Linked DNA regions of Homo sapiens: regions 1, 3 and 4 are each linked to region 2. A link is a contact called in ENCODE Hi-C or POLR2A ChIA-PET data. All regions are on one chromosome and are shown on one strand. The core of a region is the stretch at or near the end of the contact, and the rest is flanking DNA. Distances in the headings are between cores, read along the strand shown. Region 1 overlaps PLXNC1 (plexin C1). Region 2 overlaps CEP83 (centrosomal protein 83). Region 3 overlaps PLXNC1 (plexin C1). Region 4 overlaps PLXNC1 (plexin C1).

What was found. Hi-C counts contacts between places; a loop is a spot of excess contacts on that map. ChIA-PET counts read pairs that join two places held with the same protein, here RNA polymerase II (POLR2A). Pooled maps may share reads with other maps.
Region 1: a loop to region 2 is called in a pooled map, with 8 times the contacts of the local background. The contact joins two enhancer-like sites. A Hi-C loop is called at or near these places in 4 of 37 single-sample maps with no recorded cell type and 11 of 50 pooled maps. POLR2A ChIA-PET finds 5 or more read pairs at or near these places in 2 of 52 experiments (A673 and activated CD4-positive, alpha-beta T cell).
Region 3: a loop to region 2 is called in a pooled map, with 3 times the contacts of the local background. The contact joins two enhancer-like sites. A Hi-C loop is called at or near these places in 4 of 50 pooled maps. POLR2A ChIA-PET finds 5 or more read pairs at or near these places in 2 of 52 experiments (WTC11 and activated CD4-positive, alpha-beta T cell).
Region 4: a loop to region 2 is called in a map of heart left ventricle, with 1.9 times the contacts of the local background. The contact joins two enhancer-like sites. A Hi-C loop is called at or near these places in 2 of 168 maps with a recorded cell type or tissue (IMR-90 and heart left ventricle), 2 of 37 single-sample maps with no recorded cell type and 11 of 50 pooled maps. POLR2A ChIA-PET finds 5 or more read pairs at or near these places in 2 of 52 experiments (Panc1 and activated B cell).

The regions. Positions count from the first base shown.
Region 1 is chr12:94,207,310-94,211,821 of GRCh38, reverse strand. PLXNC1 (plexin C1) reads right to left here. Exons shown (of 31, transcript NM_005761.3): 5 at 2,118-2,232. Among named protein-coding and RNA genes, the nearest start is that of PLXNC1-AS1, 33 kb to the right of the region's middle. RefSeq lists enhancers at 3,114-3,373, 4,024-4,093. Within about 2 kb of position 3,046, at least 12 of the 41 ENCODE cell types and tissues checked have a DNase peak (open chromatin) inside an H3K27ac peak, as active enhancers do.
Region 2 is chr12:94,425,641-94,429,617 of GRCh38, reverse strand. The region is part of intron 2 of CEP83 (centrosomal protein 83); the gene reads left to right. Among named protein-coding and RNA genes, the nearest start is that of CEP83, 32 kb to the left of the region's middle. RefSeq lists an enhancer at 3,057-3,621. Within about 2 kb of position 1,682, at least 9 of the 41 ENCODE cell types and tissues checked have a DNase peak (open chromatin) inside an H3K27ac peak, as active enhancers do.
Region 3 is chr12:94,280,513-94,284,887 of GRCh38, reverse strand. It overlaps PLXNC1 (plexin C1), which reads right to left. Exons shown (of 31, transcript NM_005761.3): 23 at 2,487-2,590. It also overlaps a transcript of CEP83 not described here. Among named protein-coding and RNA genes, the nearest start is that of PLXNC1-AS1, 110 kb to the right of the region's middle. Within about 2 kb of position 2,012, at least 7 of the 41 ENCODE cell types and tissues checked have a DNase peak (open chromatin) inside an H3K27ac peak, as active enhancers do.
Region 4 is chr12:94,255,173-94,259,424 of GRCh38, reverse strand. PLXNC1 (plexin C1) reads right to left here. Exons shown (of 31, transcript NM_005761.3): 17 at 4,129-4,232; 18 at 50-88. Among named protein-coding and RNA genes, the nearest start is that of PLXNC1-AS1, 81 kb to the right of the region's middle. Within about 2 kb of position 1,269, at least 2 of the 41 ENCODE cell types and tissues checked have a DNase peak (open chromatin) inside an H3K27ac peak, as active enhancers do.

The DNA of each region.
Region 1 (4,512 bases), core at 1,797-4,296, 220 kb after region 2:
CAATATAAGATCATGCTAGGAACACTTTTATGCATCTTGCTGTTTTTACTCAACAAAACCTCACAGAAATCCCTCCAGGACAACTGGAATTGCTCTGATTATTTCTTTTTAATGCTGATCCCATAGTGAGTATGAGGATGTACTATCTTTTAATTGTTTTGTGGAAAGAAATAAAGCTTCTGTGAACAGAGGTTCTTATTATATGGAGGTTTTTCTCTGCCTACAAAGTGACTAGAATGTTACTAGGCATATGATAGGCAGGTAGCAAATAGCCTTTGAATAGAGCTAATAGGTGGAACTGAACACAACCCTAGACTGCCGTCTCCATAGGTCAGGGTCAGGTTTATTTAAACAAAGACCTGAGATTTTCAGGTAAGCCAAAGGTGGCAATAGGGTAGGAAATATTTTGAAATAATGTGATCAAGAGATAGAATCAGATGGCTTATCAACACTATTAAAATAATTAGTCCGAAGTTGGTTTCAAAGGATAGCTTTAGTCAAATTACGAACTTCTTATCTTCTTTGAGAGTGGTGGTGAGCTGGAGAGAGTGAGGCAGTGGCTGTGTGGGAAGTCTCTGGGAAGATTAGGGTAAACCACAGTGGGACTTAGGGCGAGGAAGAAAACACCAGTGGTCGTTTGGGTGGTAAGCAGTTTTGAAATGTACCAGACCAGATATAAACAGTGATTAATTTGTAATAGTGAGCCCCTAGCTAGGTACGGAAGTTGTATAAGCAGCACTTTTAATTTAATGAACAAGCTACTTCCTCCCACTACATTTAGCTGAAGTATTATCCTTAAATTTTTATAAATAACATAAGAAAAAAAATCTTCCAGAATTTTAACCACTTATCAGAGTCCTGGGTATATTCAAGGATTATGGTATTCTACTTTCTACTATTCTCTATTAGCGCCAAATTTGGCTATTTTTCAGACTGATGAGAGAAATTAGAATTTGGATATACCTATGTTTAGATGCCTAAGAATCTTTTCCACCAAATCTATTCACTCTGATTCAGGACTGGTAGAAGTTTGTATGAAAGTTATTATTATTATTTTTTTTCTCCAGGAAGACAACAGAAAGTGACAACAGCCAAATAACTTTAAATCTGTTCGTTCTGATCAGTTACAACTTAGAAGCTTGATTATTTTATTATTTATCACTCATTAAATACTTTGGCTCTCCTTTATTAAATGTTAAATCATCGTAAGTGGTAAAGTTCTTGCTATTTCTCTGAAATGGCAAAGTGTAAGGGAAAAGAGAAAGTGGCCCATTTCCTTGTTAATATGGCATTCAAACAGAACACAGTGAGCTCAACAGACAGGTCAGCTGGCTGCTGTACAGTTATTCATAACAGAGGACTCTGTACAATTATTCATAACACAAGAGCCGTCATTAGGGAGAAAATGCCTCCTTATAGCACCACTGAGACTGCAAGGCAGGAATTCCCTTTTTCCGTAGGGCACGGTTGGCGTGTGCATTTGAAAATGCTTAAATATGCTCCTTGCTCCCTTCTCTCATCCAATGACAGGACTGATGTGTTGTCAAGAGTGGTGCTGCCATAGCAAGGGTCCACTGGCTTTCCAAAGGACCTCACTTGCAATGGTCACTGCCCATGTTGGTCTTCTCTCCATCGCTACCAAGACTGTTGGAAGCTATGTTCATAAGATGGTTACTGGGGAAGCCTCAACACATTAGGATAAGGGACCATTACACTAAACAAAATTCTGCAATTAAGCCACCTTTAAGGTATCTCGTTGACCATGAATCTGAACCTCTTTTTTCTTTATTTTCAAAAGCAATATGTATTTCTACAACATTAGAAGTCCAACTTTTCTTCCAGTTCAACCATTGAGGGTCATCTTCAGCTCCACAAGACGACAAACTCCATGAGAGCAGGCCCATGATGTGACTTGGTTACCGCTGTATCCCCAGCACCTTGCAGAGTGGATGGCATCTGGTGGGCACTCAATATTCGTTAATGAGTGCTAAATGAATGGAGTGCTATCACTAAGCATGTTTGATTGCTAATGGATATTTTACACACAGAAGAAATTTAGCATCCGCTGTGCAAAATGAGACAATACAACGAGGACAAATTAAAATCTTTCCTCTTACCTTTTCTTTACTGCTTCGAATTATCTGAATTTTAGGGCACTTTTTTGCTCCAGACGAAATATCCAGCCAGTTTTCTAAGTTCTCTGAATGTACACAATCTCCTTGAAAAGTGCACCTAAAAAAACGAGGCAACAAAACAGCGACCCCATACGTGTGTTAGTTAAAACAGCGACCCCATACGTGCATTAGTTAAAACTTTCTTATACTTGGCTTCAGTACAAAATGCCAGACCTTGTACAGTGGATTATTGATTTGAGCGAGAATAGGAACATGATGCTAAAACCATGAAAAGCAACAAGAAAACAGCAGAGCATTTTTTTCCATCATGTCTAGGAGCAAAGAACAAATGTAGACAACATGGTGAACTTCGACTCCTGAGCCATCTCTCAAGATGACATCGCCAAATATATCTGAAACACATCCTCCCATGGATTCTGAAATAGGGAGCTCCCTTTTAGAAATGCCTAGCAAAGAACAGCTCAAGGAAGAGTTCACATATTGTATAAATTTTAGGTTTGCTATTCATTCTCAGAATATCAACCTATTGTGTAACTTGATTTTGTTTAAAAATAATAACAAAGTTACTATTTTGTGCTTTGCAGTATGATAATTAAATAGAAAAATTTCAAGGGCAGAGTCTGCCTAAGAATTTGATAAGACATTCCATAACCATCTGCTACATACCATTTATTTAGACAGATACCAAATTATATCAAAAGATATAGGTGAAACATTTTTCCAGGGCCATTTTCCCAAGTCAGCCAGCTCAGAGGCTGACCCAGATAAGTCTTAAGCTGTGGCCAGGGCCAACTACTTTGATAAAGAGATGCTCAGAAGCTGAGTGGTGAGATCACTGGCTTGCTTGATGTGTCAGTCACTCTAGGTCACACTAACTTGGGAACCCTTGCCTCACCAGACGGGGCACCAACCTGGCAAGAAGAACAAATACCAACAGCACGTTATCGCCAAAGGGTGTTGGACTCCACAGATATTCCATTGAATAGCATCAAGGAAAGAACGAAATATTTCTAGTACTACACCTCCTCAAGGCTGAAGATTAAAATGCAGGGGTGGTAAACCAGTGATGGTGAATTTTTAAAAGAAACTGAAAACACATGAATCATGAGATTGAAAAGCAACCAAATGATGACCACATTCAGCTACGGGGAGTCCCGGAGGGGATCCGAGCGGAATGAGGAATGGATGGGCCCAAACAGTGTATTTGGCTTCCTAAAGGTTTTATTTTTTCTCCTTTCTCTACTCTCTCTCTCTTTCAATTCTTAAGAATTTAGGCCTCATGGCTTCATCTTTGAGCTCTGTGTTAATTTGAATATGGCAAAAATAGAACAGGAAGTCAGTGAGTTTCACTAAACGTCATCCCCAAGCACAATACCTTTAGCATGTCACCGGCTTCTGACATTTGGGGAACCCTGCTCCCAATAAGCACATCTGTGTTCCACCTCCCACTACATCTGTGTCAGTTTCTTCTCCAACATTATAACCATGGGGATTTTCATCGGCAATTCTCCAAAGCCATAAATTTATCTGACCCTTGATGGCTAGCTCATCCGTCAAAGACATTAAGTTCAAATTAAACCGCCTGTCAATGTCAGAGAGAGTTTGCAACGGAGAGACAAGCACTGCTGGATTGAAAAACAGAATGACGAAGCTGGTTCTTTCGGTTGTATCTGAAATAGATCATGACTGTCAAAAACTCCCTGCCTCTCATGGGCACTCCGGTTTGTGTAAGGCACTTCCTCTGCCTATAAGAAAAAAAAAAATAAGCCAATTCCGAAGAGACTGGAGTACAAATATTTTTGTTGGCTCTTAATGCTGCCTGGGAGTCAAAGCCTAAGGCTGCCAAAAAAACAAGTGTAAAATATTTCATACAAATAGTGCTACAATTTGCCAATTTGTAGGCAGAAAACAGTAGTGCCACTGAGTTATCACTCCCTTTTCTGAACTCCTATAGCATTTCTTGTCAGAAGTACATATTTCGGTATTTAATCATATGCTGCCTCGAATTACAACTTAACTATTTCATAAGTCTATCTCAGTTCTCCCCAAGTAAGCTCTAAGCTCCTCAAAGAAGGGAGAAGGTCTTTAATATTTCTTTAGCAAATCCCTCAGTGTCTGGCAGCATGATATGCAAATACTAGGGTTTCAATAAATATTTTTGAATGAAAGGATGAAATATGAAATCTCTATAGGTCTTTTCTGTTGCTGATTTTTCTTTCTAGAGTTTTAATTCATGTCTGACTCCTCCTCATGCCAAAGAGACTATTTTTAAAACAAGCAAAAAGTTTAAATCTGGGGACAAATTGGGGGTGAGGTTTCCATTTTACTTTTTGAAAAAAAAAGGGAAAAGAAAGTATAAAATGAACCTTTCATTTTT
Region 2 (3,977 bases), core at 433-2,932:
GCCAGAGGCGTGCACTTTGGCCCCAGCATCAGGAACCAGGCATGGTGGTAGCTGTGGGCTGGGTATGTCAGTGGGACTCCAGGGATGTGAAGAGACAGGTGCTGTTAAGCCCAAGCACAAGGTGCAGTCTGTTGGGACTGAGTTCTCAAAATGGTGTCTTACTATAGCTGCAGGACTGGGATGGGGAGTGGAGAGGTTGGTGTGCCCCAGCGTGAGCTCCCTCTCTGGAGCAATGCTGTTGTGCACTCTTCATGCAGTTCCCTTTGTTAGTTTCAGGGCCTGTGAGGGTCCAGGGCCTCTACTGTGGCTAGGATTGCAAGTATCCATGGTGGGAATGTGGACCCCTGGGCATCTCTCATTTACCCTTTCCCCTGACTGGGAATTCTCTCCAGGCTCTTAGCTAATCTCGGATAAGCAGGCTGCCTCACTTCTCTCTCTTTCCTTGATTTAGGTGTTTCCTGTCACCTCTTTGTTGAATTCCTTAATGTTTTACAATTTAAAAACTTCCTGAATTTATGACTTTGTATAGGTAATATGTGCACATGGTAAAAAAATTTTAAGTCCAGAAAGTTTAAATAGTCCATTTTCTCTCATCCTTATTCAGTCAGCAATTGTTGGTTAACAAGTATATTCCACTGACCATCATAAACTCCTTGAGGACAAGGATTTTCTTTTATTTATTTCTGTATTCCTGTATCCAACAAAGTGTCTAGCATATTAAAGGTACTTAGAAAATATCCATGGAGTACTCTGAATATGGGCAGGCTCTTCTTTCCTCATGAGAAGTGTGCTTGACTTGATGGTCTGTATATTTTTTATATCTCTCAAAACCCTTTTACTGTAAGTAGACCATTCAGTAAATGTGGTATAGCAGTCACTTAATAAATATTGGTTGTTTAATCAGTTTTTTAAAGTATATGGTTTTAACATTAACCTGTGTGTCTTGAGGATGGCTTTTATTTATCTCCTTTTTCTGGCTGTGAAAAATTTTATACTTGCTTTGTGACAGATTCAAAATAATGAAGAGAATGTTTGTGTTAACTGCAGTAAAATATCAGTTAAACTCAGTTTTAAGTATCAATTTCTCTTTAACTTTTCAGATTACGGCATAAATCTCATAGAAGTAAAATTAAATCAGGATTTATTTAAAAAACAATTTTCAGGATATGCTGTTGCATCAGTAGATAATCTTTATTGTGTATTAGCAGCCATATTATGGGTAGCCTTTTCTATTTCAGAAGAAAGGTGGGACTGTGAGCAAAGAAGAATATACAACTCACACAGAGGTGCTAAGTGCTCATAAATCTTCTGGAAAGTCCCCATGTTATTGTAACAGACCTTACATTAAGAAATGTTAAAATGAATTTGGACAAGAATCATCTTTGCCTTTCAGATCACAACTTTCAGAGACTTTGGTAATTTACACTAAGCATTTGAGGTTGAGTCATTACTATGTCCTACTTTCTAGATTCTTTTGTGTGAATTAAGCTGTGCAGAGGCAGACAGTACAATCGTAAAAATAGAATAACATTTTAATTTAGAGTGCTTGGTGGTTGATTGCTAACCACTTGAATACATATCTTCTTCCTTTTCTCATTCCTTGCTCTCCCTTGTTTCTTTCTAAATCACAATTACAGAGCCTGGCACCTTACCAGGGCTTTGAAGGGTCTGCTCCCAGCTGCACTTCAGGTTCTGGCAGGGCGTCAAGTTGTGACTTTTTTTTTGTACGCAAGACATCCTGGATGGCTATCCAAAGGCTGTTTGGGTGACTAGTGCAGGATTATCTCTGGATTTTGAAGAAATTCATTTCTAATGTTTTGTTTATAAGTAAAGTAAATGCCTGGTGTAGGTCCTCCCTAGACTTTTAATGTTGTTTTTTAAAAAACATCATTCACTTTGAGGGCATGTAGTATTTAAAACATTGTTTTGAAATATTCAAAGGCATAGCATGTGCTTTTAATGGAATGTGTTTTGGAAGCTTTCCATGAGCATCAGCAGCTGTGCTTTTTTGAATATTTTGAATTACCATACTTTGGGGCAGACATTGTACTACTCACTGCTTAAAAAATACAGTGCCTATGCAAAATAAAATGTCATATGGAGGTCTGTAAAGCTGGGACTAGTCAAAAGAAGTGGTAGGAAGGACACGTGGATGTGATTATGTATTTGTAATGGTTGCAAAGAGAAGATGAAGAATTTGGAAAAAGGTTGTACTAGTCTTTTAAAAACTGCCTTTCACTGAGACTAGCCCAACAAGTGCTCACTGATTAACAGGCCAATCGAGATAATGTTTCACTTTTTTTCACTTATTGCTGTTTGAACTCTGTACTTTACTTTAAAAAATTTTCAATATGAATTTCTGTATTTAGTAAACTGCACAGTAGGAGACGTTTTATTGTGTATTTCAAGCATCTAATGTATGTGTAAGTGTCTTGCAGATAATTGATAGCTGTGTATTGACTGATTGAAATCAAAGAAGTCTAACCATGGTAGGAATTTAAAATTGTGTTAGAAATTTTGAGTTTGATAAACCTTTTTATAAGTAAATATAAATACAAGAGAAAGCCATTGTATTAGTTACTTGTGGCTGCTGTTACAAATTACCATATAATAGGTGTCTCAAAACAACAAAAAAATTATTCTTTCAACATTTTAGAGATTAGAAGTCAGAAATCAAGTTGTTGGCCAAGCCACGTTCCCTCTGAAGGCTCTGGGTTAGAATCTTTTCCTTGCCTTTTCCAGCTTTTTGTGGCTGTAGGTTTTCCTTGGCTTATGGCTACATCTTTCCAGTCTCTGTCTCCGTGGTCACATTGCCTCTTCCTCTTCAGTCTCAAACTCCCTCTCCTTCTCTCTTAGAAGGATACATGTGATTGTTTTGGATACATAATCCAGCATAAGCCTCTCCTCTTAAGATCCTTAATTTAATCACCCCACCCTTTTTTTAAAAGTATATAAGGTAATATTCATAGCATCCAGAGATTAGGAAATGACATATTTTGAGGGCTAGCATTCAGCCCACTATTGTTTGGAAGACTGTTTCTGAATTTGGAGGAGAAAAGTGAATCGAGGCTAAAGTAGCATTAGAATGGTGAGCACATTATTTGTTCATTTGTTATTTTTGAGCTCTTAATATGTGCCTGTGGTTTTTTAGGTGTTGGGATTATGAACATGAGTAAGACATGTTTCTTGTCATGGACAAAGTTACATTCCATGTGTTGTATATACTAAAATGCAAGATAAAACACAGAATAATGAACTATTTGGGAGGGTCTTTACTTCATGGAGGAAGTAATGCATTCCTGAGCTGGGTTTTGAAGGCTGAATAGGAATTCACTAGATCAGAATACAAAGAGATGGAAAAAGCCTTCTGAGCAAGGAAATTAGCATTTACAAAGCCATGGCGGTAGAAAACAGCAGTATGTGCTCAGGAAGCTAAATGGTAATTAGTGCAATGAGACAAATTTTAGATTTGTTTTCATTTCTTTTTTTTTTTTTTGAGACGGAGTTTCGCTCTGTCACCCAGGCTGGAGTGCAGTGGTGTGATCTTGGCTCACTGCAAGCTCCACCTCCCAGGTTCACACCATTCTCCTGCCTCAGCCTCCCGAGTAGCTGGGACTACAGGCGCCTGTCACCACGCCCAGCTAATTTTTTTTGTATTTTTAGTAGAGATGGGGTTTCACTGTGTTAGCCAGGATGGTCTCAAGCTCCTGACCTCGTGATCCGCCCACCTTGGCCTCCCAAAGTGCTGGGATTACAGGCGTGAGCCACCGCACTGGCCTGTTTTCATTTCTTATATACACATTAGCTATTAAAATCTCCCATTTTGCCAGCTACAGCATAAATATTCTTTGCTGTGATGGTTCTTAAAGCAAAAATCTTTTCATAGATTAAGACGGTCTGTGAACAGCCATTAAATACATGAAAAAGTGCTTCAGGAAAACGTAAATTAAAATCATAAGGAGATACCACTTTATGCC
Region 3 (4,375 bases), core at 763-3,262, 150 kb after region 2:
CTGAAATACTAACCTCCCTGCTTCAGGACCTCCCATGGCTTCCCACTGTTCTTGGGATAAGACTCAGAACTCCTGAAGAGGCTGCCCCCATCTGTGTGATCTGCATCTTCCCTGCTTGCCTCCCTACCCCTACATCTTGTAAGAGGCCACAGCATGGACTGGTTCAGCCACAGACCCTACAGCCAACTATCCAGGTCCGAATCTGGCCCTGCCACTGACTAGCTGTTACCAGACCTCCCAGAGCCTCATCGTACCCATCTATAAAGTGGGGTTAATAATAGTACCTATCTCGTAGGACTGCTATAGGATAGAATGGGGCGAAATACTGAAATCGCCATTGCAAAACTATAACAGTGAAAGACATCTGAAAGGTGAACAGTGAAAAACATCTGAAACAAACCTTTCAGATGCCTTTCACTGTTATAAGACGGTGAAGCAGATGTGTTAGAAGACAGTGAAGAGATCTGACCTAACCAACTCCATCTTGCTTCTAACCTCCAAGCTGCTCTTGCTCATTTCTGGATGTAGACTGAACTAACTTTGGGAGGAACTTACAGTTTAAAACAAAGACAACAACAGCCCTTTCCCAAAACCACCTTCTTGCCTGGGGACTAGATTGCCTTCATAGGACTAACAAATTAGCCACAAGATTGGGATTGTGGTTTAGGAATCATGCAGCTGGAGGCTACAAGATTCTGACTCTCCCCAAATTGCTCCTGGGGATAAAATCACTATTGTAAAACCTAAGACCAGTGCTTGAGATATTTTGCAAACCCTGCTTTTTTTTTTTTTTTTTTTTTCCCCTGACATGGAGTCTTGCTCTGTCGCACAGGCTGGAGTGCCATGGCACCATCTCAGCTCACTGCAACCTCCGCCTCCCGGGTTCAAGCAATTCTCCTGCCTCAGCCTCCCAAGTAGCTGGGATTACAGATGTGCACCACCATGCCCGGCTAATTTTTTTGTATTTTTAGAGACAGCGTTTTACCGTGTTGGCCAGGCTGGTGTTGGACTCCTGACCTCAGGTGATCCACCCACCTCAGCCTCCCGAAGTGCTGGGATTACAGGCGTGAGCCACCACGCCTGGCCCAGACCCTGCTCTTGATGGATCAGCTGGTACCACCCAGATTAATAAACTGGCTCATCTGATCTTGTGGCCCCCACCCCAGGAACTGACTCAGTGCAAGAAGACAGCTTTGACTTCCTATGATTTCATCTCTGACCTGACCAATCAGCACTCCTGGCTCACTGGCTTCCCCCAACCCACCAAGTTGTCCTTAAAAACTCTCATCCCTGAACGCTCAGGGAGACTGATTTGAGTAATAATAAAACTCCCGTCTCCCGTACAGCCAAATTACTTTATCTCAATTCCTGTCTTGATAAATCAGCTCTGTCTAGGCAATGGGGAAGGTGAACCTGTTGGGCAGTTACATTACAGGGACATGCTGGAAATAGTACCTGGTGTGGTGTAAGTACTTCATAAGCACTGACTATAATCAGCTGTCACTGCCCTCCTTCCCCCTCTCCATTGCCCCTCTCAAGTTTTGACTAGTCTAACACGCATGCTCTCCCTTCCCTGCTGGATGTGCCTGCACCCTAGCCCAGTCTGGCTAAATTCTCATTGTTTAGCTCTCAGTTCAGTCATAACCTCCTCCAGGAAGCCTCTTGGATTCTCCAAGCCACACAGCACTACTACACGCAAGGTGTTGACTCTACTTGTCTCTCCGTCCTTTTTTGCACTCCTTCCCCAGGGCTGCAGGCTCTGTGAGGGCAGGGACCTGGTCTTTGCTCCTCTCCCATGCAGCCCCAGCTCTTATCAGAGTGGATATTCAACAAAGATTCAGATAATACTGCTAAACAAGTGAACCCCAGTATCCCAGTGTGTTCAGGAACCTTCACTGCCTCCTCTGTCTTGTTATGTGCAGGTTTCTCTGGCACTCAGATCTCTGAGAAGTCACGTGCACCCCTCACCGCCCTCGGCACTCACCCAGTATGTGGGTTAAGAGGCCAAAGGAAGTATCGCTCAATATTGCAAACAAACAGGAAATTTAGAACTTCTTCAGGAAGCAAGGACCTACACAAAAGGTTACAAGGTCTACTGTGAATGTTGTGGAGGGAGGCGAGGCTTGGGACTTCCCGGGCTTTGTTTAGCATCAGCACGCTTGTCACCCAGTGAAGGCTAAAGGATAACTCTTCTCTGGCTTTCCTAGACTTTTTTCCTGGGTTCTTTTCTGCTGAACCTCAGGGTGGAGAGAGTTCAGGAGATAGAAAATCATAGCCTTCTGAGAAGGGAATACGTGACAAGTACACTGTGAGAGCCCTTCATGGGCTTGTCTGCACAAGCAACGAAAGAAAACTTCAGCCCCAGACACGATCGATCTGCAAGTCATTCCAGGAAATGGGTGGGAGTCCTGGATGTTTTAAAAGAATGTCCATGGGACTAGGATTGGGGATGAGGAAGGAGACACGGGGTCAAGTCTTGCTCTTACCTCATAGTGGCCAATGGTGTTTAGCTTGGTGATTCCATCTTCAAGAATCACGGAGGAACTGTCGATGTCCAGAAGTTCTTTCTGTCGTGTGCCCATTTGAAGCTCTGAAAAAGAGCATTTTGTTCCTTTTTAGAGAGTTTTAAAATGCCACCACTTTACTTTCACAAATTTATGGATAACTAAAACTTGAATAAAGTGGTAAATCTTTGTTTGAAGGTGTAGAGATGCATCAGCCAGACTGGTAGCCTGAATTCTGAGTTCTGTTTTACTTTGTTTGTTTGTTTAGGGCTCTGATGTTTCAAACCACTTCTTCCCTGATAAGCCTGGAAGTAAAGCCACTGAAGACAAAATAATGCATTCTATGAGGGACGACTAAGCTCTTCAACAAAAATTCCAGAAGCAAATTTGTATATGCTCACACTTGTGTGCCCATGTTCACAAAGAGAGGCATGATATGAACCATCTCTGTAGGCTCCTGTTCGGGGTGGAGGGGGAGGCATCAGTGTGCGAAGGTCCCAGCACCACAGTGGGCAGACTCTCTGGCCAAGGCTGCTAACCTATGCCTAGGTGAGCATGTGGTGCACAAATGTGATTTTTCTTTTTTTGGAACCTGCATGGTGTTTAATTATTATTTTAGTGTCAACTCAGTGCCAACATTTAAAGATTAAAAGATTGCACATAGGCTGGACATAGGAGCTCAGACCTATAATCCCAATACTTTGGGAGGCGGAGGCAGGGGGATTACTTGAGGCTAGGAGTTCAAGACCAGCCTGGGCAACATAGTGAGACTTGTCTCTATAAAATTTTTTTTAAAAGTTTTTAAGTTGCATATAAAAAACTGGATATCTGATTTCTTTAAAAAAAGAAAATCGAACAGTCTAGTAATACAATCTGTAGTCCACATGGCAACCACTGAAGCAAATGGCACTGTCCCCTTGGATGGCGAGTCCTTTCCCATTAAGTCAAGCTCCACTGCTTTCTGTAGTCCCAGGCGGCTGACACCCCTTATGTATTTTCTGCCCCTTTGGGCATCTGCGTTTTTGAGTCTCTGCTGTAAGAGCTCCAAGCATAGCTGCTTCTGGTGTTGGATTTCTTTTTTTTGGTTTTGTTTTTGTTTTTTTTGGAGACAGGGTCTCCCTCCATTGCCCAGGCTGGAGTACAGTGGCGCAATCTGGGCTCACTGCAACCTCTGCCTCCCGGGTTCAAGCAGTTCTTCTGCCTCAGCCTCCCAAGTAGCTGGGACCACAGGTGTGCACCACCATGCCTGGCTAATTTTTGTATTTGTAGTAGAGACAGAGTTTCACCATGTTGGCCAGGCTGGTCTCAAACTCCTGACTTCAGGTGATCCACCAGCCTTGGCCTCTCAAAGTGCTGGGATTACAGGCGTGAGCCACCACGTCCAGCCTGGTGTTGGATTTCAGTACAGTTGATGGCTGGTTTCTGGAGGTAGTCTGGGAAATCAGCAGGCACACAGAAGCCTGACATAGCTGATAGGCTGTGTCCCCAGGCCCCCTCCTTGCTCTGCTCCTTGCCTTCCTACTTTAGGAGGCAAGGGACACCCAAACTCAGGAAAAGAGTAAGGATGCTACTACCTACTCATCAGCGGCAGGACCAAGACTGTCGGGCGGGGTATGCCCATGTCCTTTGTAGTGACAGCCACATATTTGCAAGATGTATGCTCAGAGCAAGGAAGCTGGGGGTCTGGGGTCAGGGTCATGGTGTCCTGGCTGGGGCTCCCCCTTTGATCCTGTATCTAACCAAATGAGCTAAAATGGTCCTCAAGTGACTCAACGGTCACCCAAGGAAGGAAGCAGAAGAGGGGTGCCTTAGCAGCCCTGCTTTCTTTAAAGCCACATCACCAAGTTGCCCCACATTTGCATGGTCTCAAA
Region 4 (4,252 bases), core at 20-2,519, 170 kb after region 2:
ATGAACATCAGGCAGTCACTGGGCTAAAAATGAAAACGTAGAGACTTACATGCATATCTTCAGTGAAGATGTGGGTGAAGCCACCTGACTGAGAGGAAGGAGACACTTTTATTATTCATAACATCCAAAGGAAATGAAGAGTGTATTTTTGTTATAATACCCAAGTCCGTTTTAATAAAGTAGAGACACTATTTGCTAATCTGAAGCGCCCCTGGGTTTATGGTGGCTGCGTATTCTCTAATACATAATAAATAATTATTCAGCTTTCAAGAAACGCCACTGAATTCCGAAAGCCTCTAAGAATAATAATTATCATGGCATTAGTTCCAGGTTTGGTAGATGAAGGTATCATCCCACGTTTTAGAAGAAGTGATTTAAGAGTTAAAGAAGGGGTCATTGATGAAGATTATGCAAATATCAGACCCCTCTTCAAGCAATTTACCTTCTAAAGATAAAGACTAAATTACGTTGTTAAGTTTTACAAGTCTTACCTAAGTAGCATCTACTGTTTCAATACACAATGATATTGAAAGACAGGGGGTAGTTAAAAGCATAGAATCTGGACCAAACTACTTGGGTTCCAGTCCTGGTTTTAATCACATACTGGTCACATGACGTGGGATGTGTTACCTAACCTCTCTGTGTCTGACTTGCCTCATCTCTGAAATGGGGACAGTAATGGTTCCCACCTCAGAGGTTTAGTGTGAAAATAAAATGGGTGCAGAGTAAGTGCCCTGTGTCAGTTATCATTACTGGTTTTATTCCTAATTTATAGCAAACTAGACCACAATGCTATCACCCCACTGGTTTCTAAATGCTAGGTAGCTCTGGAATATAAAAAGGGTTTATAGTGTATCATCAATCTTATTAAAAATCAATGGTTAAACTTTAAAAGTATGTTAAGCAATACTTTAAGTCCACAGAATGAGACTCTAAACTCAAAACATTCAAGTTTTTCTTCTTTTTTGATAATAATAGAAACTTTGAGCTAATTTTATATCTTGTGAAGTAAATTTCTTCTGTAGAGAATTTTGCTTCATAGTTTCAAATCTGCAAGCCCAAGCAAAAGACCTGAAACTATTTTGGCCATATCCTCCCCTAGTAAAAAGCAAAAAAGCCCCAAAAAAACAAACCAAAAAAACCCCCAGACCCTAGGTTTGCATTTTCTGGTTCTTAATATTTTTCTGCTGAACCAACTTCATGTAAATAGACAGGAGAAACAGGTTGATTCTTAATCGTAAATACGGAAGTGCCGCCCTGGTTCTCTCTGTGTGTTTTTTTGTTTGTTTTGTTTTTTTGAGACGGAGTCTTGCTCTGTCGCCCGGGCAGGAGTGCAGTGGCGCGATCTCGGCTCACGGCAACCTCTGCCTCCCGGGTTCAAGCAATTCTTTATTTTTTTTTGAGACGGAATCTCCCTCTGTCGCCCAGGCTGGAGTGCAGTGGCGTGATCTCGGCTCACTGCAACCTCCGCCTCCCAGGTTCAAGCAATTCTTTTTATTTATTTATTATTTTTTTTGAGACAGAGTCTCGCTCTGTCGCCCAGGCTGGAGTGCAGTGTGGCGCTATCTCGGCTCACTGCAAGCTCCGCCTCCCAGGTTCACACCATTCTCCTGCCTCAGCCTCCCGAGTAGCTGGGACTACAGGCGCCCGCCACCATGCCTGGCTAATTTTTTTGTATTTTTAGTAGAGACGGGGTTTCACTGTGTTAGCCAGGATGGTCTTGATCTCGGGTTCAAGCAATTCTCTGCCTCAGCCTCCCGAGTAGCTGGGATTACAGGTGCACGCCACCATGCCTGGCTAATTGTGTATTTTTAGTACAGACGGGGTTTCACCATGTTGGCCAGGCTGGTCCCTAACTCCTGACCTCAAGTGATCCACCCGCCTCGGCCTCCCAAAGTGCTGGGATTACAGGCTTGAGCCACCGCGCCTGGACCCGTGGCTCTCTGAGTTTTAAGGCTGCTTCCTCCTTTCATTCAAATTTCCCTTTTCTTCAGCTTAGATCCTCTGCCTACCCTTATTTCTTCTCCTACTTTATGCAAAGCAAAGAAGAGTCAATAAAATAAAAAGCAAGGCTTTAAAAGCCAAAACCGACAGGCAGAGCAAAGAACCCTGGCCTCCTTTGAGAACCTACAATCTCCTCTGGATTTTGCCTGTTGCTTTTTTGTAGGTGCTGAACACCCAAATCCTACCCCCACAGCCCCCAACCTCCAGGCCTAGAGGATTCGGCTTCTGATCAATCCATAAAGAGCCTAATTAATACCAGGACTTATCTGCAGCCTGGAATGCATTTAAGTGGCATTGTCTTCTTACGATCTGTTTCCCTGTTCTATCTTTTCTTAATTATTATAAAATCAGTTTTGACTTAGGTCTTCTTGAAAGGGTTCTGACAAATTTATGCATGTTTTTTCCTGGGTTCTCTCCTTTAAACAACTTCTGACTTCAATTTTTATGACTTTCCCAGTTGTTTTTCAAGATTATACACAACACTGAGTTAAATCAGTTTGCCTCCTTTGCAACTATCTCTCTTCTCCTAAAATAAGGTAGCATTGTTCCTGGGATCTTTTTTTTTTTTTTTTTTTTGGAAACACTCAACTTGCAACAGTGTTCCTTTACATTCATTACTCTATCTTGTTCTTGATTACCAAATTTAGAAGATAAGAACATTTCTTTTTTCAGGCCACAGATTATTCAGCACTCAAGGGCAATCATTAACTGTAAAAGCCCACACAGCATTCATGTTGATAGTCAAAAATCTCCGTTATTTTATTGCTTTTAAATTCTTAATGGGGATCTCAGATAGCTCAGAAATAGGACTCGTGATGCAACCTTTGCAGAAGCCCCACACAGTCATCCTGATTCGGGGAATCGAATTCCTTTCCCCAGGCGGTGTTCTGCCATAGAAATGGATGAGGTGGCAAATGGTAGATCTCGGTGCCTCGGTACTCTTGGAGGATAAGTTAAAGGAAACAAACTTCACCAGCACAAAAAGCTGAAGTCTTATTTACAGCCTTCTTGATTTATAACACTAAGGCTTGGACCAAAAAATATGGCAGGTGTTTTATGGAGGCATTCCAACCTCCAGACCCCGCATTACATATCATGGTGTCCTCTTCTAAATTATAGAGAAACTGGAAATTGCTTACTGCATGTGTCTGGGTTTCTGAACTCTAGGCTTCTGGCCAATTGTTCCGGAGAAGCTTCTGGTAAGGTGATACAAACTCTCCTTTGGCCTGGAGAGATTTCAGCCGTTGCTTAGAAGTCTAGATTGAAATGTGATCATTGGTATTGATGTGTTTAAGAGGTTGGGCCTCTATGTGGTCATCATACCGCAAAAAAGAAGGGCAATATGGCAGAGCTGGGGTATCAGGACATGGCAGTGATGATACGCAGGATGAGTGTACCTCGCCAAAGACTTGGGAGGGTAAATGGAGAAGGCTGAGTGAGTGGGTGAGAAAATGGAGGCGTGAGAACATAGGTAAGACCAGCAACCCAAAAGGTTAAGTAGACGACTCCTCAGAGCCCTAGAACAAATGAATTAATCAGTTCGTGCATCTACGTCTACTAAATGAGGACAATACAAACTGACCAGCTAAAGAAAAACTACCAAAGAGAACCATAAGAACTCTACATGGCTAAAAATGCCTGTTTTCAACTCCAATTCCATCCATGTCTACTTTCCTCCCTTTTGACCAGTAGTATTTTTCCTTTCCAATTGAGAAGTAATAGTGAATAATCTAGTCACTGCAATGTAAGTCATGCAGATAAACACAACAAATTGGCTAGCTCACAATTTATTGATTTTTAAATAAACTAGCTCACTTCCCAGCTACACATTCAGTTCTACATTGAGAGTAAAAGAAAGCAAAAATCATCACTCTGAGCTTCTGTCCCTCCTAGGTTTTTGTTACTGGGCAAAGAATAATCACCAGTGACCCATCACTGTTTTATACCCTAATCAATGCAATTAATAATTACCCTCCTCCCTGCTCTGCTCAAACTTAAGCCATTATTTTTGTACCAAGCACATTATAGCTGCCTTGGAAGCAAACACTCGTTTTGACAACAGCAACAAGCACCTTCATTATTATTCAAGACTCAACCTTCGGAATATGATCAATGCTCTTTTACCTCAGGGAAGAAAGTTCTCAGAGCAAAATGTTTGTAGTCAAGGAAGGGAACAGTTCCAAAACTATCAACCACATCCAATTTATCCATCTGCAGCTCAGCAAAGCCTGCAAAACAGAATCCCAAG